Regions from separate parts of the Mus musculus genome. Here region 2 is linked to region 1. A link is a loop called in an ENCODE intact Hi-C map of the cell type or tissue named here. Cell type or tissue: heart. All regions are shown on one strand.

What was found. A loop is a pair of places that touch in the nucleus more often than their neighbours do. Peaks named below come from ENCODE experiments on the same cell type or tissue, not always from the same donor. Only the 100,000 strongest peaks of a DNase experiment are listed, where the experiment ranks them.
Region 2: a loop joins it to region 1, with 2.2 times the contacts of the local background. A loop is called at or near these places in 3 of 42 quality-filtered maps.

The regions. Positions count from the first base shown.
Region 1 is chr19:30,553,658-30,556,157 of GRCm38, reverse strand. No RefSeq gene overlaps it. Among named protein-coding and RNA genes, the nearest start is that of Dkk1, 5.4 kb to the right of the region's middle. In heart, a CTCF peak has its summit at 1,335 (motif pointing right); no DNase peak of the experiment used is centred here; H3K4me3 peaks cover 573 bases; H3K27ac peaks cover 590 bases.
Region 2 is chr19:31,765,706-31,768,205 of GRCm38, reverse strand. No RefSeq gene overlaps it. Among named protein-coding and RNA genes, the nearest start is that of A1cf, 100 kb to the left of the region's middle. In heart, a CTCF peak has its summit at 984 (motif pointing right); no DNase peak of the experiment used is centred here; H3K4me3 peaks cover 332 bases; H3K27ac peaks cover 113 bases.

The DNA.
Region 1 (2,500 bases):
GCCTCAGTCTTCCTCTCACATCGTTAGGAGGAAAGAAAGGAAGCCAGTTCTCACAGAAGGCTAGTCAGCTTTCCTTACCGCTCCTGTACCTTCTAAGGACATCTGCAGCTAAGCTGAACCCACCAAGCTCCTGAACCTTGCAAACTGCTTTTCACTCTTTTCTCCGGCTTGCAGCTTACGTGAAAGTGGCTTTTCTTATAACTAGAGCCATTTGATACAGCAGTCTGTGGAGGTACTGATGGAACACAGAGTTCAAGCCAAAAAGGTGGGCAGGGATTAATGAAATTATCAGTGAGAAGCCAGCTCAGGTGGCACGGGCTTGTCACCCCAGCATTTAGACCCTGAGGTAGGACGATTGCCATGTCAAGACAAGCCTGGGTTACATGGCAAAACCTTGTCCCAAGCAACAACAGGAAGAAAAAACAAAAACAAAAACAAAACCTCTCGAGTTCTTTTGTTGAAGGTCAATTTACTTCTTTAAAACCATTCTTAGAAAACATAATCTAAAGCCCAATATGAAAACAATGCTGTGTGATTTCTATAGTTGGCACTTGTTATATCTAAAATTTAGTAGATTATAAATATTGAGTTGCATGCTTAAAAGATTTATCACACAAGTTCCAACAGCTTTTATTTTTTTAAAAAAGGAAAACATGAGTGGGCACAAAATTATTACCTGCTTGTATTTTTCATAAGCTTCCTAGATAATATTCTTTTTTTAAAAAAAGTGGAAAATTTGAAATTAACATTTTCTCATTGAAACAAATGACATATTTTCATTTTCTAAAAAGTTTTATAAAAAATGGTTATAGATGAATGAACTTTCCTGAAATACATGCAGCATAGGATTCTCCTTAAGTGTGGTACTTATCATCTGAAGAGCCTAAGTTTTCATCCAGGAATGAGGAATGCTGGTGTGCAAATTAAACCTAACTGAATAAACATTTCACTGAGAGCCTCTGTGCCAGACCCCAACTCCTTAGTCTTTAGACAGCGGTTAGACGCTATCCTATCTTATTCTATTATGCGAAGATTTACTATATATTATATGGAATATTAAAAGTTGGAGACTATTTAGCTTTGAAACGTTTTCAGTGTGAGAGCTGGAGAAGTTATCCCGGGTGTGGTGGCATACCCTCTTAATCCCATCACTCTGGAGGCAGAAGCTGGTGGACCTCTGTGAGTTCGAGGCCAGCCTGGTCTAAACAGTGAGTTCCAGGAAAGCCAGGGCTGCTACACAGAGAAACCCTGTCTCTAAAAACAAAATGAAACAAATCTTCCAAAGAATTATTTTTTTAATTCACTTTAGGTCCAGATCACTTCCGATAGGATCCACCAGGGGGAAGCAGAGGAACGGGATTGCTCCTTCCCGAACTAGCAGTGGTGAGGACTTACCGTCTCTCAGAGCAGAAATCTTCCTGTGCCTCTCCTTTCCCCCTCTACCCTCCCCACTTCTAATTAACCCTGATTTATTTGCCCCGAGAACTGACACCGTGGACCCACAGCAGCAGTGTAGTGCGAAGAGATTTGCGCCCAGGCCAGGGCTTCAACGGGATTACGCTGATGAATTTGCTAAACACAAAGTCCACAGAAGCCCCAAATCCAGCTCTCTGCGAGGCCACCTGGCTCACGGTTGATTAAGACAGGGACCCTGAGCTGTTTGATCTTCTCTCATCAAAGAGTCTTTAAGCAAGTTTCATTTTACACTACTGTAAGGTGGCGATGGCTTGTGACTGCAGTGAGCCGCCTGAGCCAGCGCTCAGGCAATGGAGGTTCGCGGCTCACCCTGGCAGGAAGAGAGTGCAACAGCAGCTTGGAGCTCCAAGATCCTCTCAAGGGGGAAGAATCCTTGCTCCAACCCCTTAGCAGAAGTTAGTACTGTTTCTAGCCTACATCTTGTTTCCACCAAGGTTCTAATACAATGTTCTAGCTGGAAATTTGGGGATGAAGAAACAAAATCATTCATTCATCCATTCTCATTCATATTAATTTGTTCATTCGTTCTCTCACTCCCTTCTGCTCGGGCATCTTTTAGAAAATCAAGAGTCACGTAATTCACCATATTTCCAGAAACTTAGTTTACATTCTCCAAAATCAGCAAGTTCCCAGGGTCCACAATAGTGAGTATTGCTTAATAACGCTGTCTGAAAGACATTTAACCTGAAGACAAAAGGCCTTGCCCAGGACGGCTTAAAGACTACTTTTGTATCCAGAAGGGGGCTCCCTTGACTTCCCAGCATGACATTTACAAATGAAAAGAAAGCTAGTTCCACAATCACAAAGGGACAGTTGTCACCTTGCAGTCCATTGCTGAGCTCCAGCCCTTAGCTTCCAGGGCAGTGGCAAGGGGCCCTTTTGGTCACAGCCCTTGGAGAATGCCAGTATGATACAGGGAGTATGACAAGAACCCAGTGGCACAGAAGAAAATTCCATCTCCTATATATCTGCTGTCCGGGCCCCGCCTTATGCTGGCACCGCCCTATCTTTAGGATTGGAAATA
Region 2 (2,500 bases), 1.2 Mb before region 1:
TTAAAAAAGAGGAACCCCTTTAGGACCCCTGATGCCTGTCACACTTTAGTTTCTTTAGAAAGTATTCTATACAAAAGAGAAAATGGTGGTGATGAGATTGGGGGTAGCGGGTGGTGGTGGTGGGGACACAGCCACGTGTCACAGTGAATATTCTTTTTTTAGATAAAAAACATTTGGAATTGTATATGAAACATGAAAAAGTGTCATAAGGAAAACAAGTTCGATAAGACAACGGATGGCCAGAATAGTGGCTCCTAGGAGCTTCTCTGGGTTTATATGTGATTTTTAAGCTTAGTGTGTTCCCATAAAGGAGGACATTTTAGCTTTGCGTCTCCCTGTGTTCATAGATATGCGTACATCTACCTTGCTATGTATTTCACTCAGAAGCTTGCTGTACTGGGATTCATGCGGTCTGCAGCAAATCTAGACAATGCCTGCAAGGAAAACCCCCTAATCGGGGTAAATGCCAGCAAATCCAGCCTTAACATGGAATGGGGTAAGAACTTTCAGAATCATCACGGGGATTAAAGCTAGTAGCACAGAAGGACTGAGCTCTGTGCTGGGATGTATCAAAAACATCGAGGGCTCGAGAGATGCCTCATCTCTCAGGAGGTGGAGTGCCTACTACTCTTCCAGAGGACCCGAGCACCTCTACCAGCACCTCTACCTGGTGGCTCACAACCACCTGTAAACTCCAGCTCCAGGGATCTGTGTTTTGGATCCTCAGGTACCCACACACATGCACATATACCTACACACAGACATAAATTAAAAAATAAGATTGATTTAAAAAATATTCTGCATTCTTGTTATCATTATCCAGTGCTTAAAAGAGGAAAACTTAGTTTTTTTTTTCTTTAACATGATGTTCTCTTCACACTTTCTGTTTCTCTTGACGATGGAGAATGAAGACATTGCTATAGGCACTTAAAAGAAATAACATCAGCTTCATTGTGATTAAGACTGCTTTTGAGCAAAATTTTCTAAGGGCACTAGATGGCGACCTTCACCTTTAATTTAAGGGGGATAATAATAAAAAGAAGGCTTCGTTACTACATTTGCTCCAAGAGAAGCACTGCTCCAGATTTAGAAGAAACAAGAGGGCAATGCTACATATCTCAGTTGGACCCCTGGAATCCCACCATGTCTAGGTTTTCAGCTTTGAAGCTGGAACCAGAATGGTGGAGAAACCAGCATCATAGCACCAGGAGCCTTGAGCTCAAACTGCCCTGACTTTTGCCTTTCATCTTCTTCCTTTAAGATATGGGGTCATTGGGTCATTGGGTCATTGGGTCACTTGGTCAGCTCAATTCCTCTTCCCTTGTGATCTAAATTAAATATGTTTTAAGCTAATGAACAAGATTTTTTTTCCACCAGACAGCAACATTATTTAAGTTTATATCGACTCACAAAAATAAATTTAATCTAGGAAGAAAATTTAGAGTTCCAACATACATATGGCATCCTGGCTAAAATGATCCCTTTAATAAGCAGAAGAAACATTTAAATACTGTCTTTGTTGCAAATAGGATAAGACTTGGGGAGACTTGTCAAGCGTCTTTATGAAACTGTTTTTATTTTTTCATCAGTCATGTTGAAACTGTGCTTTAGGCTTTTAAACATGATAAACGTTTTTGCATGTATTATTTTTAAATACACATTATTTTTTGAGTATTTCTAAAAAAAAAAAGTATTGTAGCTGATTAAGTTTTCGCACATAGGAGTGACAGAAAAGTGACCATTATCACCACAGAAAACTCAGTCTGAATAGAGGTATCTGCTTCCCCAAGAAACCCAGATCTTGTGCTTAATAATTCTAATGGAGTATAATCAGACAAATAGATCTAGCACTGGGTGATACAGGGATTCTAAAAGAAAACATATTTTAGGTATTTTTGCAAACCAAAACCTATGATTGTTTCCCTTTTTGTATTATGTCAGAGCAGGTAGTATACTCATTAATTTTGTAAGAAAAATTAGACACTATTTTTTTTTCTTTTAAAGGAAAGTGACTTCCCTTTAAGAGAAACTCGGTATTCTAGTTGTAGCTACTAAAATATGTTAACTTGTTTGTAGTTACTTAGGGGAAAAAGCCCCCCCCCCATACACCAAATAAATGAAAAACAATGATTTATTTTATAAAACATGCTCTCTGTGGTGTACAATGAGTATTTTTAAAGTGTAGTATTTACTAAACACTCAGGTTCAAAGGGCTATGATAATTCCGTTAGCACTGGCTAGATGATAGATGCACAAATAAGGGAGAAACAAAGATGAATACAGTTGCAGTTCCCAAACTGAACTGGGAGGGTGAGCCCCCAGTTTAGCAGCTACAGTAGCCACTTAGGGACTATGATATTTGGATGCTCAATATATACTATTCAACTGGAGTAGATTAAATAAAAATCCAGACTTTAAACTGTTCGCAATCAACGCACAGCTTTTCAATTTTCTATAAACACTTGCCTTACTGTGATATGCTGATCCAACCTCCACCCCA